Linked DNA regions of Homo sapiens: region 1 is linked to region 2. Evidence: chromatin contacts called from ENCODE Hi-C data. All regions are on one chromosome and are shown on one strand. Each heading gives the region's core, a stretch centred on a gene start or an enhancer-like site at or near the end of the contact. The rest is flanking DNA. Distances are from core to core; before and after follow the strand shown.

Region 1 (4,194 bases), core at 378-2,877, 570 kb after region 2:
TCTTGTAGGGAAAAAAATTAAAATGAGGACACACAACCTTCGCCATTGAAGTCACAAAGTGGTCTCCTGTGTCCTGGACCGGCCGCGCTCCTTCCACAGTGGCTGCGAGGCGCAGACCCTGGCTGACCCGCACGCCACTCCGGGGCATTCTCCCCGGGTGGGACAGGCTTGTCACTGGGCTGGCAGGAGATTATTTTTAAGCACTTGTGCTTCCATATGGCTTGTTTTAAACTCGCGGGACACCTACAAATTTCCGGCTGTCAGAAGTCACATGCCAGCAATCCGCTCCAGCGCGGACTCAGCCAGCTAACTCCGAAATCAGACCCATTCAACTCCCAATCGCTCTCTAAAGCCCCAGGACGTGGGGTGGGGAGGAGGGGAAAGCGGGTGACAGGAATCGCTTCCCAGAAAGTCATCATCATAGCTGACATATTTCCAATCAAATAGTCTAGATGAAAGGAAATTTGGGGAGCACATTAAACAAAAACATTAAAAGGATAAATAAAACTCTGCTGAGCTCTGCTAACTCCAAACACCCCCAACTTTAAATGCCAAGAGCGAGACCTTCCCAAGTGACTCAAAGCGCCCCGTGTTTATTTGCCTGGAGGTGTTTTCCCCCACAAATAACTGCTGCTTTGTCTGGTTTTCCAACGTGTGTTTTGTTAGGAAGCCCGGGCTTTCGGGTCTGCCTCTCGCACGGACGGTAAGTGGGTGGAGAGTACGTTTTTTTCAGCTGCCCGGCGAGAGAACTTGACTCTGAACGCAGCGCGGGCTGCACGCAGAACCCCCGGGCTGGGCCGCGCGCCCCGGGCTCCCTGCGCGCACCCTCGGGTCGCGCGTCCCGCGGCTCCCGCAGCTCCCTAGGCTCTCCCTTCTCCCTCCCTCCCTCCCTCCCTCCTGCCGGGCGCGGCGGCCACCCCGACGGGCGGCGCGGGCGCGGGTACCTGTAGAATGCCGGCGGGCCGGCCTCGCGCACCGTGTAGCCGCTGGGCTCGTTCTCCAGGTAGTAGGGCACCTGCTGGCCGTGGGGCTGCAGGAAAGGCGACAGCTGCGGCGGCGGGTGCAGTAGCATCAGCGGGCTCGGAGACACGCTGTTGAGTGGGGGGAAACCCCCCAGGCCGTTGGAGCCGAACGCCGCAGCCTCAGACCCGGGGCCGTAGGGGAGGCCGGTCTGACCGTAGACCTGCGCGTTGGCGGCGGCCGCGGCGTTGAACTCGTAGGCGGCGCCCTCGGGGTAGTTGTACACGGCGGGCTTGCTGCTGTCCAGGTACACCTCGCCCAGGGGCCGCTCCAGGGGGATCTTGAGCTGCGGACGGTTCAGGGGCTCCAGCTCGTTCCCTTGGATCTGATGCAGTAGGGCCATCCCAGATGCTTTGGTGTGGAGGGTCATGGTCATGGTCCGTGGCCGCGGGCAGGGTGCAGACCGTGTCCCCGCAGGGCAGAAGGCTCAGAAACCGGCGGGCCACCTGGAAAAAGAGCACAGCCCGAGGTTAGAGGCGACGCAGCGCATGTCCCGCCGACACGCGAGCTCTGGCCCCGGCCCTGCCCCGGGAGCCTGCGGGTCCGGTGAAGCCGGGCGACCCGACGGGAGCAAGTGCAGTCCCAGGACGAACGCCCTCCGCCAGCTCCTGGGCTCCCGGGCCTCCAACTTTAAGTACTGGTCTCCCGAGCTCATATGCATTACAAAGGTGCTGGAGGACGGCCAGGGACTGTTGCCTTGCCCTGACATTGGCTTAAACATCACTCCAGGCACAACTCGATTTGGAGCGATCCCAAAGAGCAGCTTCCCTGAACTTTACTTTACTTGTCGTCGCTGCTGGATAGAGGCTGAGTTTCACGGCCAGGGGGCGGGGGCGCACGAGGATCTGCTAAAGGTGGCCCAGGGAAGACTGGGCTTAAAATAAACGCGAAAGACGGATCCAGGGGCCGGCTTTCTCTAATGTGCTGCCTTATGTGCCCCGTGCCAGACTCCGATATATCTCTGTTTGTCTCTCTTTCTGTTTGATTCCCCCTCCTCGTTGGCTAGAAATACGTAGTGTGTACATAGGATGACCCTGGGGAGGACTACACTGTAACCGAGATAGGGCAGATAGAATGGGGTGTGCGGTTGCATACGCAGCCAGCCACAGACAGCTATATTTAGCAGCTGGGGGAACTGACAGGGGGCATCTGAGGGGAAGGGGGCGGAGATTCAGGGTATACATATAGGAAGAGCTGCATTTTGCCATCAGGAGAATGCAACCTGCCAGGACCTCAGTTTCTTCCTCTGCAAAATGCTCCCAAAGTAGATAGACCCTTCCACAACCTTCTGAGATTCTCTCAGCCTGACTTGTGTGTTTATGTTGGACCACAGTACTGTACTTGGTCCCATTAGGAATTCTCATGTGAAGGATGATTCAGAAAAACCTTTGGTTAGGGCGCACATGGGTGTTCATGCCTTCCACAGGTTGGTTATGCAACCAAAACTTCAGAAAACTGAATATAAAATGTGACCTTTTCATACCAAACATAACCTCAGGTCACGAACCAAAGCTTTGGCAATTATGTTACATTGTCGGTCTGGTCCAGCTAACAGATTTTTAAAATGCATTTCTGCATGTCTATCCTTTAGTCCTACAACTCGATCTTCTCGGTTCACTTGGGCTAGGATATGCAGAATCAAATATCCAGATGAAAAACAAATAGAAAAAAGTTTTTAACTGAATTAAAAGTTAAACATGCACACGCACATACACACACACATATATGTGTATATATATATATATATATATATATATACATATTAAGGAGACAAAAAATAGGTGAAGTATATCATGCGTCTATAATCTTGGATAGTTTATACTTTTGAATAAACTTCCTTTGCTGCAGCCTAATAGACTCTGATACAACTATCAATACTTTGTTTTAATTGCTATCCCAAACACCCAACAGAGTATCTGACGAAGTGTTCATGGTCTATCTAAATGCCAAGCTTACTGTTACTAAGAGTTACATTTTTGACTATTTTATATCAAGTATACATTTTATCTAATTCTTACAAAAATAGACCATTGTTGGACAATATGCAAATGTAGCTGAAGCCAAAATCGAGTTTAGCATTAATGACTATAGATTGTCAGCAAATAAAGGGTTAAAAACACATTAGGTGCATCGCAGATATTTCCCTTTATGGCCAGCAATCATTACTTTCCAAAGCAATTTTTTACAGATGATTTAATTTCCATAAATCACACTTTCAATTTTCAAATGCCTTTTTAAAACACATGCAAAAAGCACTTCATAGGGCTCTTAAAAAATGTGAACCTGCCAAATTATATGCAAATGGCACAAAGAATCCTACAAGTCCTGAAAGAAAAAGGAGACACACACATACCCCCATGGAGAACAGCAATCCTCATCTCCCTGCTAGGATACAGACACTAGCCAGAAAGGTAAGTTGCTTTCTCAAAATGCTAAAGCTACAGAGAGAGAAATCAAAACAAGCCTACCCTGCTGGATCAAGAACGTCTTTCCAGAAATGTTCCATGGGCTTGTAGAAGTCAAGGGCCGAGAGAGTGAGAAGGAAGGAAGGAATGTGCTCGCATGTGCGAGTGGCTCAGTGTGTGAACTAGGCAGAGAGAGTGTGTGGATGTGTTTGTGCGTGGAATGGCAGGGATTCGGGAAGCAGCCAGTAGGCAGGGCACTTGGCAGCCCCTCCCGGCAGACACGCAGCTGGGCTACTGCACAGCGCTGGATGAATGGCAGTGGGGAGTGAGGGGAGACTTGCTGTCTGCTCACAGGGAGCAGTGTGGCACAGCCAGAGAAAGCTGTACTGGGGAGGAGAAACCCCAGCCCCTTTGCCCCTACCCTTGGAGGCTGGAAAGTACCCTATGCTTTCTGCTGCCACCCCAAGCAAGAGGAAAAACAGGCTTGCTGTGAATCATAGTCTTACGGCTAAAATAGAATGCCAGTCAAAAGTGTATGGATATCAAGTTTACAAAATAGGACATGGGTGGTTTTTCCGAAAGAATATAATTTAACAATAAAAGCCTTCTGGGATACATGTGGATCAAATGCCTTACTGGCCCTAGCCCCCAGTCTCTGAACAGAGGCATTGCCATGCCTCCGATTGCACCAGGAAACCAGACTTTGGAATAAATGTTTTGGCATTCTAGGGATGTGTTTCCAGCTGAAATGTAATACTCCTCCACTTCG
Region 2 (4,208 bases), core at 545-3,044:
CATTGATTTTCTTCTTGAACATTTTTGTGCCTGATTATCTTTTATTTCTATTTAATCCGGTAGTAAAGTCATAATTTTGTAATAATATTAACAAAATCCTGCCTTTAGCAATAGATATGTAAATATATAAACATCGGATGATTATTTCACCAAGAAAAATTTTAGTAAGAGAATCTATTCTCAGAAATGCTGCAATTATATCAATTTAACAATGTGATTTAATTTTATCTTGTTTTCCTTTACAGTATTTGTGTGCTTTAAGATCGAGCTAAATTGTTAACTTGGCTATAGCTAAACTGTTAAATTTCTAGTGACTTTTTTAAGGTAAAAAAATACTAATAAATGTACTCAGTCTAGAGGTTACTTTAAACTTTTGAGTAAGTCAGTCTATGAATGAATTATTCATTTTATATGCTACAAAAATGTTTACTTAGTATTGAGGTATTTGGAATCGAGTAGGGCTCATTCTTTTGCTGTGATGAGTCTGCTTGATTCCTAGTAGAATGGAAGTGTGATTTAAGCCACCACCCTGTTGAAGAAGATGAATTGAGTATAGAGACCGTGAGCAGAACACAGTTCTGCCACGATCTTTATTTACTTGAGCATCCACTTTGAGGGAAATATGGGTTTAATCATTCACAGGAGCAATCCACCACAGGCAAACACTTGAGTCACTAAACATTTTCACGTGTGCGAATAATGCCTGATTTCAGGGTCTCTGTTTAGTCTGTTTCAGGATATTGAGGATTCTCGGGATTTTTTTGCCATAAGCCTTAGGCACTCGTGATGACAACTCCCGCTATTATAATTTAAGAGTGGACAGATGAATTGATTCTGGGTCCTTGTGGCACACTTGTTAAAACTTCCTGGCAGGACAGGGTCCCCCTGTGTACACAGTTGAAAACTTGCAGTCCAAGTGACTCACAGGCTCTTCAGTTACCATGGTGATATTCCATTACAGGAGCTGATAGATTCCAGAGAGATTGGTGCAAGCCGTCTCAGCAGAGTGGAGTCGCTGGCTCCCGAAGTGAAACAGAACACAACTGCCAGTGGGTGTGAGCTCATGCACACGGAGATGCAGGCCCTGCGTGCCGACTGGAAGCAGTGGGAAGACAGTGTATTCCAAACGCAGAGCTGTTTGGAGAACCTGGTCAGCCAGATGGCCCTTTCGGAGCAGGAATTCTCAGGCCAAGTGGCTCAACTGGAGCAGGCCCTGGAACAGTTCAGTGCCCTTCTGAAAACCTGGGCTCAGCAGTTAACCCTCCTGGAAGGCAAGAACACGGATGAGGAGATAGTGGAATGCTGGCACAAAGGACAAGTAAGTTGGCTTCCTGTTTTCTATTGGTGGTTATGCTTTAAAAAATGTTTTGACTTTCATCATTCCTTAAAAAAAAAATCTTGCTAACTAAAAACACGCAACATGCACACTTGGAAGAAGTATTTATCTCATTAAATAAGCAAAGTCTGATTTGTTTCCTTTTCTTATATATCAAACTTTTGTAAAAATAAAGATTTGGGTTATTATTTGCGGTAGGAAACATTTGTTGTTAGTGGAGACATTTTACTTTCATTCCTATGGTGTAAGAGTCTGTAATACTGTATTCAGCCATTCAGTCTGAAAAATGGCCTGTGGGCAGGGGCATAAATAGACAGAGAGTCATAGCTGTTTTCTTGCCAGTTAACTATTTCATACAACTAAATGATTGAATTTATAGCCTTAAAAGACTCACTTGGTAATCTCCTACAGCACAGCAAATAGTTATCTCCCCGATTAGCTCTCCTCTGTGTGGTTTTGACAGCTGTTCTTGAATTAGCCTGTTAACAGAACTCTACGTCACCCTCCCTGGTCACCTTCCCGAGACTTTTTTTTTTTTTTTGAAGCTAATGGCAGCTTCTTTAGAATGTGAGAAAGGGAAGCCTACAAGGGAGACCGAAGAATGAGCAAGAGTGTAACCTCTTCTTCGTTTCTTTCACTGTTAAACAGTATCTTTGAAAGCCTTTTCAATATTTCCAGTTTTATAATGCCCTGATTCATGGATGTCCTTAAAAGGAAATTTAGTAAACTTCTCTGCTCCTATTTATATTACAATCATTTCAAAATAGCTCCTGCCAGTAAGAAAGTCATGTAGTATTTCCAGCAGTGTCTGGTTTTAAATCAAGTATTTGAAACAAATGCAGCATGCCATAAAATAAAGCTTTCTACCTCTTTATGCTACTCTATTTATAATGATTCTAGGTTTGGGGGTTTGTTTTTGTTATTCTGTTCCATTTCCTGTCCTTTAGATTTATGTACCAGAATAAAGCATAGAAATCAGTTCTGTCACAGAGGGACAAAGAAGTTGATAATTGCTCTACATGGTATAATATGAAAAAATCAGTTACACTTTCTTGGTTCCTTTTTCTTTCCCTTTCTTTCTATTCCAGTCACAGAGTGAAATTTTTAAAAAGGAAAGATTTGGCTGTGCCTAGATTACATTACTATTCTGTTCATTATTTTTACGTTGATATTATTAGTAAAAATAATGGTTGAGGCCTATAAAAATATACATGAGAATGCAGTAGTAAATATGGGTTTTCAGTTGTGTTAAATAGTTCAAATGTGACAGCCCTCTGTGTATGTCTGCTTCCAGATTTGACTCCAGGGTCAATGCTTTTGATGACAATGCTACATTGCTTCTCAATATTCATGTTTTCTTTTATTTCTAATAATGGCATTTTATCTAAAAGTGGAGATATTTCTATCACAATGAATATGTAAGAAAATGTTAACAAAATAGTAAATATGCTAGGGTTCTTAGGGCATTGTTTTGCTTTTAGGGAGGACTTGTCATTGTTGATGATCACAATAAGAATTAAAGTATTTATTTTATGCAATTAGATGACAATACTCAAGAAATTCTTTAAAACATAAAAACAGATGATCTATAAAGTATATAATATAATATTGTAAAAATAATTCTATTTACTATGTTTGCGAAACTCATTTATCTTAATATCCTTTGGGATATTAGCTTTGGAAATAATTTTCTTAAGCTGTATAAGGTGGAAAGATGCATTCTAGAACTTAACAGAATCAGAAATACATAAGCTGATATTTATATATTGACTCTACTGACATACTTTAGGATGAAGTTATAGAAATGTTTTAAATGTAACGTTTTGGTCAAAAACTTTTCACTTTTAATGTCATCCCATTCATAAGTAACTGACTTGAATCTCCAGTATTTTTATGTTTTTGTTGAATGCTAAGTTTCTTTAGTTCTTACAATGTTCTGTCTTAAGTAAAAGGTTCCATATGGTGTAAAATAGTTGGTCCTAGTTTAGTGTTTGGAATTTCAGAGAGAAATTGTTTAGTTGTTGATGAATTTTTGTAAATAAAAATGTCTTAGACTCCTCCAGCCCAGACACCGAGTTAAATAAAGAATTGACAAACCAAGAGAATGTCATTCCTGCTCTCATAATCACAGCCTAGGTGGGGAGATACGCAAGCATAAAGCCAATGTGGATACTCCTTGTGATGAATGTCTGCAAGGTCCTGTGTATCCTCAGATGAGAAACCCGAAGAGGTGGGAAGGAGGGCAGGGGGTACTTAAAGGAGTTGTTATTTGAGTTGAGTCTTGAGGTATAATTAAAATGTGACCTGACAGGTGAGGTAGAGGAACAGCATCAAGATGCAGGATCATTGAGGAATCAGAAAACACAAGAGAGGAACCTAGAGAGGAGGAATCAGATTAGGAGGATGTAGTGCCACCCCCAAAAGAAATAATGAATATGTAAGTGGGTCTGTGAAAGTCAACGTGCAGAGGCAAAGAGGGGAATGATGAAAGGAGCTAAGACACAGAATAAGCTAGCCTGGATATCTCTTGCATAGAGTGAGAAAGGAAACAAAGGGAGAGGCCCGGATGATGCTTAATCTTCTGATTGACATCAGCGGGGGACAGTGGTGCCATTTACCAGGACGAGGAATGAAGCACAGGGCTGGTTTGTTGAGGGATGTGGTTTCTTTACAAATCTGGGCCATCTCTTGACAAATATCAGACAATAATGGTCACAGCAAAGCTATTTGAGTAGTTACTCATCTTTTTGCCCCTCCTCCTTAATTTATTTTGTTTTTTTGCTTCAGTGCTACTGTTATCCACAGTGTTTACATATTTGGGAGTCATTCTCCTTCTGATTTTATGAATTAGACACTTAGTGTGCTAGGAACT

The links. Hi-C counts contacts between places; a loop is a spot of excess contacts on that map. Pooled maps may share reads with other maps.
Region 1: a loop to region 2 is called in a map of ascending aorta, with 4 times the contacts of the local background. The contact joins the promoter of ESR1 here to the promoter of SYNE1-AS1 in region 2. A Hi-C loop is called at or near these places in 1 of 168 maps with a recorded cell type or tissue (ascending aorta) and 5 of 50 pooled maps.

Annotation. Positions count from the first base shown.
Region 1 is chr6:151,805,115-151,809,308 of GRCh38, reverse strand. ESR1 (estrogen receptor 1) reads right to left here and starts at 1,627. Exons shown (of 8, transcript NM_000125.4): 1 at 945-1,627. The coding sequence starts at 1,396.
Region 2 is chr6:152,378,116-152,382,323 of GRCh38, reverse strand. It overlaps SYNE1-AS1 (SYNE1 antisense RNA 1), which reads right to left and starts at 1,794. Exons shown (of 2, transcript NR_120501.1): 1 at 1,731-1,794; 2 at 611-1,264. It overlaps SYNE1 (spectrin repeat containing nuclear envelope protein 1), which reads left to right. Exons shown (of 146, transcript NM_182961.4): 56 at 962-1,318.